Linked DNA regions of Homo sapiens: region 1 is linked to region 2. The links are chromatin loops, found by intact Hi-C in ENCODE. Cell type or tissue: heart left ventricle. All regions are shown on one strand. Links, peaks and the distances in the headings refer to the core of each region. The heading gives the core; the rest is flanking DNA.

The links. Hi-C counts contacts between places; a loop is a spot of excess contacts. Peaks named below come from ENCODE experiments on the same cell type or tissue, not always from the same donor. Only the 100,000 strongest peaks of a DNase experiment are listed, where the experiment ranks them.
Region 1: a loop joins it to region 2, with 2.4 times the contacts of the local background. A loop is called at or near these places in 2 of 110 quality-filtered maps.

Annotation. Positions count from the first base shown.
Region 1 is chr18:6,290,006-6,298,350 of GRCh38, reverse strand. All of the region lies in intron 4 of L3MBTL4 (L3MBTL histone methyl-lysine binding protein 4), which reads left to right. Among named protein-coding and RNA genes, the nearest start is that of L3MBTL4-AS1, 37 kb to the right of the region's middle. In heart left ventricle, for the core only: no CTCF peak of the experiment used is centred there; no DNase peak of the experiment used is centred there; H3K4me3 peaks cover 249 bases; H3K27ac peaks cover 271 bases.
Region 2 is chr18:6,479,136-6,487,480 of GRCh38, reverse strand. No RefSeq gene overlaps it. Among named protein-coding and RNA genes, the nearest start is that of LINC01387, 28 kb to the left of the region's middle. RefSeq lists an enhancer at 4,775-4,834. In heart left ventricle, for the core only: CTCF peaks have their summits at 4,519 and 4,720 (motif pointing right); a DNase peak (open chromatin) is centred at 4,740.

The DNA of each region.
Region 1 (8,345 bases), core at 289-8,288, 190 kb after region 2:
GGGCATAAACAGGTAATTCAGATAAGAAGAAATCAAAGTGGCTAAAAATGAATATATTAAAAATATTTAGTCTCATTAAAATGCAAATAAATATAAATTTATAAGTAGTGATGATATTTTTTAACTTACCAAATTAACGACAATTTAAAAAAACTGCTCATACTCCTTGCTGGTGGGATGGGGGAGACTGAGTCTTGGCATACTGCTACTAGGAGTAGAATTAGGTTCTGTTGTTTGGAGGACATACCGACAGTATTTATCAAAAGTGCTGAGTAAACATTTCCTTCAAGTCCACTTTTTGACATTTCTCCTAATGATATCAGCATGTGCATTCCATTTATGCATATGATAGTCATTGTGGTACTATTTGTAAATAATGAACAGTTGGAAATATTAATAATCCAAATGTCCAACAACTTAGGAAATAGGTACAACATTGTGTGTAGACAAGTATGTAGTCACTTAAATGCTTTGAAGAAATTTAAATTACACAAGAGGAAAAGCTTATGATAAAATATTAAGGGGAAGAGACCCCCAGGGGACTGGTCTGAATGATGGCTAAAATGAATTCACTTACCTGTAGAGTAAGAAAAGATGTTAACAATTATCATCTCTAAGTTGTTAGATAAAAAGTATATTGTCTATATTTTCCAATTATTATATTGCAAGTAGTATTTAATCATGTTGTAATCAGACAAACATTATTTAAAAATAAATTCAGAAACTCCTGAACTAAAAACTTTAATTTGTAAAATAGGGAGTGTTGTTGGAATATCTGTTCTTAGATATTTCTGAGTAAACTTTTATTTTTGGAAAAATTTTAGGATTACAGAAAAGTGGCAAATATAGTGTAGAAATAGTCCTGCATACCCTTCACCCAGTTTCTCCTAACATTAATATCTTAGGTGACCATGGAACATTTGTCAGAACTAAGTAACATTGACATCACTATTCACTAAACTATAGACTTCATTCAGATATCACCAGTTTTTCTACTAGTGTCCTTTTTCTGTCCCAAGACAGCCCAGAATATCACTTGGTATTTAGCATTGCATGTAGGTTTCTTCTACCGTTTATTCTTGTTTTGTTCTCTCATGTCCAGAAGTCGCCAGTAGCATCTAAGTTTCTTAAGAGCAACAGTATTTCCTCATCTGCCATCAACTCACCATGTCCCCACCATCTGTGTCTATAATCATCATTGCACTGAAACTATTCTTGTGTAGCTCACCAGCGCCTCATGGATAATCACTAATATTGTGTTAATTGATGGAACCAAGGACCTCCCAAATCAATGGAAGCTTTCATGCTCTTATTTTTCTTCCACTTGAAGATTGACTTAGACATTAAAACCGAACTCACTTTTGTTCCCCAGTGTTCAGTCTGCTTCTCTTATAATCCCTCGTCCTGTAGCACCATCATCAACCTGCAGTCAAACTAGAGTCCTGGAGACATCCTTACTCCTCCCTCCCATTTACCTGTGACTCCAACCCAGTGCCTTTTCTCAACTCATCCTTCTTGACATCTCTCAAATAATGTCTCCCCACCTTTGATTAGTTCCTGGTCACTTTTCAGTCTTTCTATACCCTCTTTTCCCCAACTAAGATTTATCTGAAATTCTGTTACTGGAGTGCCTCATAACCCCCCTTCCCTAGAATGTTACTGGAGACCCCTCACCACCTGGCACTTGTTTGTCACCTGCCACCAGGACCCCTGTCTGCTTTGCTGCAGCTGTATAGAACATGCAGTCTAGAACTTACTGTCTGAAGAAGTGCTTTCTCTGCCTGGAGGGGCTTTCTTCTGGCTGACTCCTTCAAAACCTCATTATCTTCTTAACTTTTCTTATTTTGTATTTTTCTCTCTATTTTATTTCTTCTCAGCATATCCTAGGGCAATTTGGTTTTTTAAAAAATAATCAGTTACGTAATATGCCAAATCTCCTACCTAAGTTAGATGTCTTTTAAGAAGGCATAGAATCAGTCCAATCAGACCAATAAAATCTATCCTTTACTATACTGAAGTCATAATTTACTAAAGCTCTAGAGTATTAATTAGCTAAAAGGCCTGAAGAAGCACAGATTCTAAAAGTGGTTAACTTATTATCAGGGAGTAGTTTTGGTGCCGGGGGATATGGCTTATTAAATGATTCTAGAAGCTTCAAAGGTGACTCCTTGAATAGTATCCTGGAGTCTTTTGTTGGAGGAGCTAGTTTACTTCCCGGGTGTAATGAGAGAAGCACTTTCTTGCAAAGTAATTATATGTCAGTGGATCTAATGTTGGTATTTTCTAAACTTTGTGAGGGACCTGTTCATTCCCACTGAGGTAATTCCTTACCTGAGAATGGGTATTAACAATAAAAAGGGGAAAACCAAATCAGTTTTACTTTATTCAAGTCCTATTAATACAGATGCCATTTACTATCATTAAGTAAACAGTTAAATATTTAGGCTGAACCGTTCATGAGAACTCTGCCCCCATGATCTAGTCACCTCCCACCAGGCCCACCTCCAGCACTGGAGATTACAGTTGTACATGAGATTTAGTGGGGACACAGATTCAAACCATATCAGCTACTTTGAACCTAAAGAATTATATTTCCACTGAGCCATGACACTCAGTGGAGGATTAACAGGGGACTTCTTTCTAAGTAAAGAACTTTTTGCAGGGGCACTTCAATAATTGAAGCCTCCACGTGCATTTTAATGAAAACACTACTTTCTAACAAGTAGTTTTCAGTATGTTCAAATAATTTCTTTGCTCTTGATACTGGTTTATAAGAGCTAAGCTTTCTACTTTTCTGATTCAAGGGCCCCCCTCCGTAGGATTCTGTCTCTTTTGGGTGAATTCGTGCTGGGAATAAAGATGCTTATAAAGGGAAGGAACATGTTTGTTTTCTTCCTGGAGTCAATCAGTAATAGCATCAATGAATTAAATTGTATAAAGCACAAAGATAGGCCAAGTGCTTGTATTCATAAAGGCTGTATATATATATATATATATATATATAGAGAGAGAGAGAGAGAGAGAGAGAGAGAGAGAGAGAGTTGTTGTTGTTGTTGTTGTTGCTGTTGTTTTGTTTTTGAGACAGAGTTTCACTCTTGTTGCCCAGGCTGGAGTGCAGTGGCACTATCCCGGCTCATTGCAACTTCCGCCTCCCAGGTTCAAACGATTCTCCTGCCCTAGCCTCCCAAGTAGCTAGGATTACAGGTGCCCGCCACCATGCCCAGATAATTTTTGTATTTTTAGTAGAAATGGGGTTTCACTGTGTTGTCCAGCCTGGTCTCAAACTCTTGACCTCGTGAACTGTCCACAATGGCTTCCCAAAATGCTGGGATTACAAGCGTGAACCACCGTGCCTGGCCTCTTAAAGGCTGTTTTATGAAAACAGTTTTTATGTGCCGGAGGAATTCATTAATATATGAAAGCAAACACCGTATTAAAATCTTTGCCTTATTAAAGAACTTCCTGTGACACCTTCAGATTATTAACGCCTTCATGCCATCCTACAGAGGAACCCCCTCTGAAGACAATACTAAGTCTCTCCTACATCTGTGATTAGAGGTCCCTGGTGGATAGTAAGAGTGCTGAACTCTGGAAAAGGGACTGAGTACCCTGTTTTGTTTTGTTTTGTTTTGTTTTGATTGATTGAGCAAAAGACAATGTCACAGAGCAGCACTTAGTTCTAGTGGAGACATTTGGGAAGCCTTCAAGCCCTGTAGGCAGTGCACTTACGTAGGGAGGGCCTGGTGGTGGCCAGACACCGTCTCCTGCTGAGTAAACATCCCCATCTTCCTTCCTGTGGGTTTTGCTCATTCTCTTCCTAAAGCCAGAGGTTTCTGTTTCATTTTGAGTTTGAATAAAGGATTCTTTTCATTAACATGCTTGATTTTTTAAAGCATATTTGATTTTTGCTCAGCATAATTACCTTCTGCTGCTGAAATTGAAGCTGCCACTTTGGTGCATTTTAATGCTCGCTCAGACCTAAACTTTTCATGTGAATATTTGGACCATGAGCTTATTTGCTGACATGCCTATTTTAAATGACTGCATCATCTCCCTGTGTGCTCTCTCTTAGCGCCACAGAGTGATCTTCTTCTCCTTTTTTAATTGATATTTTGTAAAGATTGGAAACTTTTTATATCAAACTTATAAAAAAGGCTGCAAATACAGGACAAAGATTTTTTTTTCTCCTGAATTAGAGAGTAAGTTGTCAATCCGATACCTCATCACCCCCGATACATTATTATGTATTTCCTACATATAAGAACATGCCCTGCCCAACCACAGTACGACCAATCCTTCCAAGCAGGAAATTAGCATTGATACATTACTCCCATCCAAGCTTCAAGCCTCATTTCAAGTTTCACCAGTTACTCCAGTAACATCCTTTATAGGAAACGGATTAGCTCAGAATCATATGTCACATTAAATTGTTGTGTATCTCCCGTCCCCTCAATCTGGAACAGTTCCTCAGCCTTTCCTGAACTTTTATGACCTGGACACTCTTGAAGATTACAGGCCAATTATTTTGTAAAATGTCTGTCAGTTTGGATTTGTCTGATACTGCCTCATGATTAAATTCAGGTTATGTATCTTGGGGGAAATATCACAGAAGGGATGCTTCCGTCGCCACTGCATCACAGTAGATGTCACATGATTTTGGGATGTCCCATTTATGAGGATAACTTTGATTTCTTGATTAAGGTAGTGTCTTCCAGGTTTTTCCACTATAAAGTCACAATTTTTCCTTTGGAATTAGTAAGTGTTTTATAGGGTGGTAATTCAAAACTAGAAATATCATTTTTTTTTTACAAATTTCTTTTTATTTATTTCTTAATGGACTCATGGCTTCTTATTTTATTCAGTGGATTTTAATCCTTTTTTTTCATTATTTTGGTGCTAAGGTTGTCCCCAGTTTGGCCAGTGAGTCCCCTTCAAGCTGGTTTTGGTGTCCTTTTGATTGTTTCTATTATTCTTCGAGCACTTCGACGTTTTCTGACACAAGATGTTTTAGGCTTATCTTGAACTCTCCTTGCCCCAGACGTTGAATCAGTCATTTCTCTAAAGAGCTGTGGCTCTTTTTATGTGGCCAGGGCTAGGTGTGTTCATTGCTATTAGGATGTCATTGCTCCCAGGCCCTCTCAGTGGACAGAGCTAAGGAAAGTCTGTTTGTATATTTATGAACACAGATGTCTATATGTTGAAGTTGAGTAAACTACAGAGATGAATTTCTATATTTAAAATGTTTTATTTGGGAAGAAAGAATTATAGTTGGGGTATACACTATAGTTGGGGTATGCACACAGACTGGGTGGTCTTTGTTATGTGTGAAGAACAAAGAGAAGGTTGGAGGTTTCATAAGAAGGAGGAAAGTTAGGTATTGCTTTAAAAGAAAGTTTTTTGGCACTAGTAAAGTTTTGGGGAACTGGCAAGCCCTGATTGGTGAGTGATGGCAGAGGGTAGAACTAGTCTTAGAGTTGGAGGAGGTGGTTTCAGTAGCCATTAAATAAAACTGGTTGCAGGTTATGGCACGTGGCTTCAGCAGCCAGGCTTTCAGAGATTAATATGCTTGGAGCAATGTTGTGTTCCCTGAGTACTTTGTCCTCCTGGCTTCTTGACTCTGTCTTAGTTGGTTATGACAAGAATGACCCAGTTTATGTGATTAACTTTCACATTTCCCCCTTTTGATCAAAACCTGTTTCTGAAAGTATTGGTGACAAACTATTTTGAAGTTAGGTTAATTGTCCCTTGATAGTAGGACCTATCCTAGTTGTCTCTGTCCTACAATAGGGGGAAGGTATGGGGGTCTATATCAGGGATCTGGGCCATATCTGAGTAACAAAGAGGCCAGAAGGAAAATTTTTCTCAGATTTGTTTGGAATCCAGCATCAAATTCCTGCTTGTCAGTTTCATAGGCATCGGCAGTCATCTCCAGGTGTTGAGCCAACATTATTCTATTAGGAGAGTCGACTTTACAAATATTAGACAGGAAATGAGAACAATGTGTAGAAATCATAATGCAAAAAATAATTAGCAACAATGTAATAAATCTAGTTTGAATAATAATTCAAAACCTCAAACCTAATTTTGAAGGTAATCAACTAAAGAAACCTGAAGACCATGGGAGAAACTTGGTGAAACCTGTCGTAGCCATTGAGTAGCGTTTTATGACTGTGTTGAATTTATTTTTTTATTTTTAATTGATGCATGCTACATGTACGTAGTTTGTAGCACATGTGATAATTTAATAGATTGATATAATTTGTAAAGATCAAAATTAGTCTACTGGAGATATCCATCGCTTTAAATATGTCTTCATGCTTAGAAATATTTGAATTATTCTCTTCTAGCTATGTTAGTGGTGTTGGTGTTGAATTGCTTGAGCTCCTTACATATTTGTCAGATGGATAGTTTGAAAATGTTTTCCCCCATTCTGTGGGTTGTCTCTTCACTTTGTTGATGGTTCCTTTCGCTGTACAGAAAGTTTTTAGCTTGGTATAATCCCATTTGTCTATTTTTGATTTGGTTGTCTGTGCTTTTGAGGTCTTACAAAGAAAATCTTTGCCCAGACTAATGTTCTGGAGCATTTCTTCAATGTTTTCTTCTAGTAGCTTCATAGTTTCAGGTCTTAGATTTTTGTCTTTAATCCATTTTGATTTGATTTCTGTGTATGGTGAGAGATACGGGTCCAGTTTCATTCCTCTGCATATGGATATCCAGTTTCCCCAGCACCATTTATTGAAGCGAATGTCCTTTCCCCATTGTATGTTCTTGGTGCATTTTGTTGAAGATAAGTTGGCTATAAGTGCATGGATTTATACCTGGGTTCTCTGTTGTGTTCCATCAGTCTGTGTGTCTGTTTCTATGCCAGTACCATGCTGATTTGGTTACTATAGTTTTATAGTAAATTTTGAAGTCAGGTAGTGAGATGCCTCCAGCTTTGCTCTTTTTGCTCAGGATTGCTTTGGCTGTTTGGGGTCTTTTGTGGTTGACTGGGTTGAATTAAAGCGAACAATGACAACTCTACTAAAGGGATCAGCAGTACAATTTGAATACACAGTCATGTCAGGGATATTGTCAAGGTTGCCAACTAGATGAACTGAAAGGATTTCTTAGGCTGGAGTTTGTCAAGTTACCTATAGCATTTACTAATTGGGAAATTTTAATTGCAGCATTATTTTGTCAAGTCAGAAAGGTAGAAAAAGGGGCGAGATTCCATGTGGTAGGGAGCCTTGTTCCCGTATCTTGAGAAAAGCTGTCTACAACGTGAAAAATGTCAGTTTCTCATCCTGGTTTGCAATTTGAATGTCTCTAGTTACAGCTTTGGGCAGTTTGGTGAACTTTCTGTGTGGCCTCTACATCAGGCACAAGACTTGTTCCTTAAAATTTATTTAGTTTAAGTTTATATAGGGCTTCAGAATACAGCAGTACCTGTTTTAGTAATTTTATATTAGAAAGTTGGATGGGATGAACCTAGAACTTAGGATCTAGTCTAGACCATAGGTAGATAATAAGAACTTGCAGCTCGCTGGGCATGGTGGCTCACTCCTGTAATCCTAGTAGTTTGGGAGGCCGAGACGGGTGGATCACCTGAGGTCAGGAGTTCGAGACAAGCCTGGCCAACATGATGAAACCCTGTCTCTACTAAAAATACAAAAATTAGCTGGGCATGGTGGTGTATGCCTGTAGTCCCAGCTAATTGGGAGGCTGAGGCAGGAGAATTGGTTGAACCTGGGAGGTTGAGGTTGCAATGAGCTGAGATGGCACCACTGCTCTCCAACCTGGGTGATAGAGCGAGACTCTGTCTCAAAAAATTAAAAAAAAAAAATAAAAGAATTCCAGTCAGTTCACTTGTAAAATTAAAGTCATTCATGTAGCCATAGTGATAATCAAAAAGCTGTGAAAAGCAATACAGAGAATTAAATGGAAAACATCCTTAATTCTTTTAAAGCTTAGTTTTTGTTTTGTTTAGTTTTTAAGTAATCAAAAACCTAATAAAGGCAACACAGGAAATTATATTGATAAACTATACACTCTGTTTCTTAGGCAAGCTACCAAAAAGGTAAAAAAAAAAAAAAACCCTTCTGCAGTCTGATTGTTCCTTTTTATAGGAAGCTCATTTAGGTAACCTGGAAGTAGGCTGGGCACGGCACCTCATGCCTGTAACCCAGGCACTTTGGGAGATCCAGGTGGTAGGATCGTTTGAGCCCAGGAGATCAGCCTGGGCAACCTAGTGAGACCTTGTCTCTACAAGAAATAAACAAAATTAGCCGGGTGTGGTGACACGTGTCTGTGGTCCCAGCCACTCAGGAGGCTGAGGCCAGAGGATTCCTTGAGCTCAAGAGGTT
Region 2 (8,345 bases), core at 313-8,312:
CTGTAATCTCTCTATGCACCCTACTGAAACACAATGATTTGTGTGCTAAATTTCTCTGCTTTAGTACGATGTTTCCTTCGTTCTATGGTAGGATTTGTTGCAAGGTGAATTGCATCTGTTGCTAAGGAGATACTCAGGAGTCCTCAAGGTCCAGGCTTCAATAGATGATAGCAAGTGAGTTCTCCTGAAAGCTGAGGGCTAAAGCAAGGCAGGAATGCAAATTCTCCTTGGGGAAAGAGTGGGGCGGGACTACGTTTAGCATAGAGATTGCCTAATAGTTGTGACCAGCTTCACCTGGGAGAATGGGAGTCTAGAAAAAGCAGAGTACTAAGAAAGCAGCAATGCATATTAAAGCTAGGTTTTCAGATTAACTCAGGAGTAGTTATTTAAAAAAGAAAAGGAGAGAGAGGGGCACTGATCTTTTAATCAAGAAAGCAACCTCCCTCCCCAAGTAGCAGATAGACAAGGAAGGTTCCAAGGGTTTGCATACAGTGTGAAATCACAGAGCCTAGAGCCATACATAAGCCTATGGGTTGTTGCCAAGGCCTGAGAGATGTTGCTAAGGATTTCTCTTTTTGAAGCCACAGAGGAGGAAAAGGAGGAATCATAATACTGAAAGATTAGTGAGATGGCTACCAGATTCTGACTTAGACCAGAGATTCTTAAGTGGAAATGTATGCGTCCCCAGGAGGGAGAATCAAAAAGTTTCAGATCCTGTAGCTCATAGAGTGACTTAAAAATCCTTCAATAATTTCCTATTGCTTTAAAAATAAAATCCAAACTCTTTATCACGACCTCCAGGGCTGAGCATGAGCTGGCTCTAAACCTCTTCCCAGCCTCATCTCTCACCTACAGCCTGAATGAAATGAGGCTCACTGTCTGTCTTCTGCCTGACAATTCTGACAAAACCCCACCCCTCCCTCCTTCAAAACTCGTGACTCTTTCTGTGCCATTTCACTCTCACCCTTGGGTCTGGGCTTGTCACTTCTCCCAGGGGATTTCTCTAAACCCTCCTCAAGGTGGCCTCCCTAATTACCTACTTTCTTATCACCCAGCAGTTGTTACACCTGTAATTATTTGGTTTATTCATTGTTCTATCTTTCCCCATTAGAATATTTATTCATTCCAATAGTTATTCATTCAAACTATTTGTATCGAGCCTACCATGTGCCTAGAACAGTGTTTACTTAGGATTTATCAGTGAACAAAACAAAGTTTCTCATACTCAGGGACCTTACCTGAGAGACAGGAGAAATGTATAATAAATAAGTAACACACCTAATATGTCCGATGATGACATTTGCTATGGAAAATGTGAAGCAGGGAAGGTCAGTACAGAGGGCTGGGGGTGGGGGGAGTTGCAATTTGATCAGATTTTGTAACATTTACCACTCTAACAACCAGAGCCCAGCCTGGTGTGAGGCATGGTGTAGCTGTTGCACAAATGTCGGGGAGGGAAGGAGGAAGGAAAAGCAAATTCCCAACCTGGGGACATTTCCACCACATACGTGATCATAGTCACATACTAGAGGAATGTGGGTGAGGGGAAAAAGTTGAGAGCCACTGCCTTAAATTTCATTGTTTGTAGGCTGGGCACAGTGGCTCATGCCTGTAATCCCAGCACTTTGGGAGGCCAAGGAGGGCAGATCACTGGAGGTGAGACCATCCTGGCCAACATGGTGAAACCCTGTCTCTACTAAAAATACAAAAATTAGCTAGGCGTAGTGGCGGGCACCTGCCATCCCAGCTACTTGGGAGGCTGAGGCAGGAGAATCACTTGAACCCGGGAGGCGGAGTTTGCAGTGAGTCGAGATTGTGCCATTGCACTCCAGCCGGGGCGACAAAAGCAAAACTCCGTCTCAATAAACAAACAAACAAACAAACAAACAAAAAAACAAACAAACTTCATTGTTTGTAAACTCACTTCTATGCACCCCACTGAAATACAATGATTTGTGTGCTAAAGTTTCTCTGCTTTTTATGAGGTTTCCTTCGTTATATGCTAGGATTGCTTCCAAGACTCACCAGACAATATGATAGTAAATATTCACATCAAATCTAGGCTGCATTTTGATTTAAGGCATATTAAAATAGAGGAAAATGTTGATCTTCTAATCAAGAAACAATTTTAATTACAGGTAATCAATGGAGAAACCATGATTTTCATTTGGATTTCAGCCAAAGCACTTGCCTTGTAATTCAGCCCCTCAGAAACTCTTGCTGCCTTGCAGGCAGTAAACAGTCCATAGAGGAAAAAGTGCTCATGGAGGGAGAGGCAGGCTTGGATGCTCTATGTGGAAACTCCAGAGGGCTAACAGCAGAGGTTGAAGAGTTCCAAGGCGCTGCTAAGACCGCCTAAGATGCTACATAGGAACCCCACTACTGCAACAAATTTTTCTTGTAGCGGGGAGTTTTAGATATTAATCTCTGAAGAGAAACTTGTACAAGGAGAAATGTCCATTATCGAGAAATTCCAGTGTATTTTGCATTTAAAATGTCCTGTTCCTATTTAAAACTAGTGGATCATCTCCAGAAATGTGTGTGATAAATAAGCCAACAATAACTCTCCCTCCCTGCCAAATGCCACATTAACAATGAAACCATTGATTTGCTCCTAGAACAAGTATGCTTTGTTCACCTGGACGAGAAACAAACTGACTACAGAATGTATTTTCACATGACAATGTTGAAAAATCCAGTGATTATTGCTCAGGGTCAAAACTTGTTATAACAAGCTCTGAGAGAATGCTGTCAGGGTTTGTGTGTCCTACAATTTGGTTGTATTGAATATTGCTTTTAATATGCCATTGCTATTGGCCTGGGAATCGTTCGGTGTAATGGAATTCAGCTTGTAGTTCCTTTAGACTTCTTAATTATTCATGCAAAATAGAGAAGGCTATTAATTATTCAATTAATCCCCCTCTGTGGGAAAATGCTATTTGGATTCTTATTATGCATTTTAGCTACCTAGTTAGACGTAATTAGCCAAATAAATGATAACTTTCGGTTTCCCAGGAACCTTTTATGCATAGTCTTAGTCTCAAGAATAGATTTCTAAATATACTATTATTTACAACAAAATTGCTAAAGTCAGAGTCTAGTAGTGCACTGATAATAAAAAGTGAGTGTGAGGGGAGATACTCTTTTATAGACTATAAAGGCTGAAAAGTCACCCACCTTTATTTATTCCCAGGCTTAGCCAAGCTTCCACATTTTTCCACCTACCCAATCAATCAATAATGCTACAATAATTTAGGAGGTCGTTATAAATCATCTGTAACATGTCCAAACTTTTTATTCCTGAGTAAATACTTGAACTGGGCTCCTGTTGCATGCCATTTCACAATGCTCAAGTTCTGCCTCTCTGAGGACGCTGACAGCTTCTCGCAGGTGCAATCTCACACCTGTGCACGCCTCTTCTTTCTTGCCTTTGGGTGTGATGGCGGCTGCCATGCAGGAGGCACCTTGGAGCACATTCTGGTATTTGCACCTGCATGATCATAACGTGGGGTCCAGCCTCCAATTCCCTGGAGAAGACAGTTCTGAGACATATTTCAAATGGCTCTTCAGAAGATCCAGGCTGGACAGAGCATTGACTGCCTGCCACGGTACCCCATTGGACAACACCTTCTTAATGCAACTTTCCCTCCTTCCCTGTTCTATGCCTCTGTCCCACAATCCTGTCCCTTCAAATAAACAGTCCATTTGTAAGCCTTCATCTCAGGCTCTGCTTCGTGGAGCAACCCAACTGCACACCACTATTTGGCTTATGTCTTTCTGACCAAACAAATATATCATTTTCCCTTCAAAGTCAAAACAGATACAATCAGAATAGAAAACCACTAAGCTAACAAACAGCCTCAGCAAAGTGCTAAGAGTGACTTCAAGAATCAAAAAAGAGGCTGGGCGCGGTGGTTCACGCCTGTAATCCCAGCACTGCGGGAGGCGGACGTGGGCAGATCACGTGGTCAGGAGATCGAGACCATCCTGGCCAACATGATGAAACCCTGTCTCCTCCAAAAATACAAAAATTAGCTGGGCATGGTGGCGGGCGCCTGTAATCCCAGCTACTCGGGAGGCTGAGGCAGGAGAATTGCTTGAACCCGGGAGTCGGAGGTTGCAGTGAGCTGAGATCACTCCACTGCACTCCAACCTGGTGTCAGAGCGAGACCCCGTCTCAAAAAAAAAAAAAAAAAAAAGAAGAAGAAGAAGAAGAAGAAAAAAATCAGAAAAGACGGACCATAGGGGAAGTCCTGGTCCTTTCTTCACCTGGTGAATATGATTGTGCATTTGCCAATCCCAGGCTGTCTGCCAGGGCAGGTACGTGGGGAATGTGAGCTGCTGCAGCCCTGCCACGCTCTCCCAGGCATCTCCACACAGCCAGTAAGTCTAGGACGGGTTGGAGTCTCACCTACAGGGCATGTGATTCTGTATATTGTTACCTTTATTGGATCATACACTCACAACAAAATAATAATTCTCTTCTTACAGTACTTAGAGCAATCATAATGTTTCCTCTGTGTGAGGTCCTGCCTGGCTGAGTCACCTACGCCAGACGGTGGCGAGTAACCCTTCAGACGTCATGTTTCTCCCAGCTTTCTTCACCAGCAAGAGTTATTTTGGCCAACCAGCCATCATTGGTCCCTGCCAGGAGGTCTGTAAGGCGGTCCTTGGGTGGGGCTGGGCCGACCCCGCAGGACCTCCCTGCAGGCCCTTCCCTCGTGAGCCAGCAGATGGTGCTGAGGCAGCACGGGACCCAGGACTGGGGCGGCCACGCACTTCCCAGGGAGCGAGGGTGAAATGCGATTCCTCCTTAGACGCTAAGCAGGGAGTGAATTGTGTAATCCTTAGTATTTCACACTTAAAATCTCCAGGGAATTTGTCTTGAACTAATTTCCAGCATTATTCATCCCAAAAGTTCAAAACCATTTCAAGGTTCTTGGATAACCTATGAAGCCAGAGGCCTTGTCTTGTTTACCCTTGTATGCCTGAGACCTAGCATGAGGCCTGGCACTTAGTAGGAGCTCTAGAAATGCTTCTGAAATGAACAAAGCATCTGCATAGATTCAGAAGGGCAAAAGTGGCTTGTTCAAAGCCACAGCCACAACCTTTAACCTGCCCTGGGCTTAAACCCAGTACTTCCGAAGTCCTGTCTGCTACTGTACCCTATCTGCCTGCAGTTTTCAGAAGAGCTGAATTATTGTCTTTATTATAGTTTATGAACATTTTTAAAGTTTTTCCTACATATGAATTTAACATATAAACCAGTGAGAAATTTGGATTCCATGTACAGAGAAATTCACTTTACAGGGATGTCTGTTTATTAATACATATGTGCCATATTTAATTGAAAGGGACAACTTCACATTAAGGTTCAAAAACTTCAATGTCTTTCTATTTAAAACTTCAGTATGGTATCATTATGCACAGGAGGAGAATTGCCTGATGGTAAAACTTCACTTCTCCAACAGCAGTGAAGATACAATAAGCCAATTCAATTTTTGTAGACCTCAGTGTATTTTTAGAAAATGTTAACCATTTTGAATCGGTAGCTTTCTTAAATGTGGCATGTATTTCTCATCAAGAAAAACGTGGAATAGAATTAAACTGATTCGTTATGGCTGAGCATCCTTTCTGTGTAGTGACAACCTTTGGGGCTACAGAGGCCATGTTTGACACCCTGTTTGCTCTACCCTATTGTCTCAATCCTGTTTTGATAAATAAACAACTCTGGGCTGCCTTATTGTTTCTGTTGCTTGTTTCTGCTTGCGTAGGTTTCTTTTTCTTCTCTTCAGCATCATGCTGTCTGCTCTTCTCCCCACTGTCTCTTTTTCATGTCCCTATGTCCAGTGCCCTTCACTGACAGTCAACCAAAGCCACACACAGCAAACCACTCCTAATCCACTGTGGTTTGTTTATAAGATGCAAATATTGGTAAAACTAGAAGAAGAGTAACATCTAAAACTGAGTGTCTTGCATTAAAACACAGTGCGAGAAATGTTGATAAGATTGTTAGCATGCCATACGTGATCTTTGAGACTTGGACTCGGATTACCTATTTTTGGAGCTCACAGGCTTTTTATTATATTTCCCTTTTTTTAATAGGAGGGTAGGATGGGGAGGGGGAAGGGTTAGGGGTCAAGAAGGGAGAAGGAGGCTAACTGTGTTTTATGTAGTGAGAATGCTGATGAACAACTTCCAGCTCTGTGAAGTTTTCATTTTTCTTGTTTATTGTGATTAATGTGCTTTACTTGTCCATTTAGCTGGTTTTTAAAAGTTTCATGTAAATATTTTTATTTTCATTTTATTATTTTTTAAAATAAATTTTATTGTGTATATTGGAGGTTTACAATTGGATATGGGATACATATAAATAGTAAATTGGTTACTAGAGAGAAACAAATTAACATAACTATCATCTCACATAGTTACAATATTTGTGTGCCAAGAGCAGCTAAAATCTACTTATTTAACAAAACTCTCTAATACAACGTACTTTTATTACCTATAGTCCTCATGTTACACATTAGATCTCTACCCTTGTCCATCCCACGTATCTGCTATTTTGTATCCTTTGACCTACATCTCCCAATTTCCTCCCACTGGTTACCACTGTTTTGTTCTCTATCTCTGCATATATGACCTTTCTGTTTTCTTAGATTCCACATATAAGTGAGATCATGCAATATTTTTCTTTCTCTGTCTGGCTTATTTCACTTCACATAATATCCTCCAGGTTCAACCATGTTGTGGCAAATGGCAGGATCTCCTTCTTTCTAAGGCTGAATTATTCTGTTGTGCGTGTGTTGGAATATTACAGTTTCTTTATCCATTCATCCGTTGACAGTTAGGTTGTTTTCATACCTTGACTGTTGTGAATAATGCTGTAGTGAACATAAGAGTGCAGGTATCTCTACTAGCGGGTGATTTAATCTCCTTTTAGTATAGGATTACTAGGTCATATGGTATGGTAGTTCTATTTTTAATTTCTTTAGAAACCTCCATACTGTTTTCCATAGTGGCTGCAGCAATCTACATTCCCACTAACAATGCATAAGTGTTCCCTTTTCTCCAACCCTCCCAACACTCTCTCCATTTGTTACCTCTTGTTTTTTTGATAATAGCCATCCTAAAGGGTGTGGGGTGGTATCTCATAGTGGTTTCAATTTGCGTTTTTTTTCTTGTTTTATTTATTTATTTATTTTGTTTGTTTGTTTTTCTGAGACAGGGTCTCACTCTGTTGCCCAGGGTGGAGTGCAGTGGTGCGATCATAGCTCACTGCAAACTCCCAGGCTCAAGCAATCCTGTTCTATCCTGCTATATTGCCCAGGCTGATCTCGAACTTCTGGGCTCAAGTGATCCTCCTGTCTCAGCCTCCTCAGTGACATGCGCCACTGTCAGGGCACTATTTCTGAATCAGGTTATTTGTTTTCTACTATTGAGTTTGATTTCTGATCGATTTTGGATATGAACCCCTTATCAGATGCATGGTGTCCAAATATATTCTATCATTCCATAGATTGTCTCTTCACCCTGTTGATTGTTTCCTTTGCTGTACAGAAGTTTTTTAAATTTTGATGACATCGCATTTATTCGTTTTTGCTTTTGTAGCCTGAGCTTTTGGTGTATTGTCAAAACAACAACAACAACAAACAAAACCTTTGCCAATGTCAATATCAAGGAGATTTTCCCCTATGTTCTCTTCTGGGAAATTTGTGGTTTCTTGTCCTATATTTAGGGTTTTTTTTTTTAACTTTGAGTTGATTTTTTTATGTAGTATAAGATAAGAGTCCAATTTCATTCTTTTGCATGTAAAAATCCAGTTTTTCCAGCACCACTCATTTATTTTTTAATTTTTAATTTTTTTAACTTTTATTTTAGGTTCAGGAATACATGTGCATGTTTGTTACATAGGTAAATTGCATGTCACAGGGGTTTGTTGTAAAATTATTTTGCCTATACAGGTAGTAAGCATAGTACCTGATAGGTAATTTTTTGATCCTCACCCTCCTACCTCTTTCCACCCTAAAGTAGCCCTTGGTGTGTGTTGTTCCATTCTTTGTGTCCATGTGTACTCAATGTTTAGCTCCAACTTATAAGTGAGAACATGCAGTATTCACTTTTCTGTTCCTGTGTTAGTTCACTAAGGATAACGGCCTCCAGCTCCATTCACGTTGCTGCAAAAAACAGAATTTCATCTTTTTTATGGCTGTGTAGTAGCCCATGGTATATATGTACCACATTTTTTTTATCCAGTCTACTATTGATGGGCTTTTACGCTGATTCCATGTCTTTGCTATTGTGAATAGCCTAGTATCTTCATTTATTGAAGAGACTATCCTTTT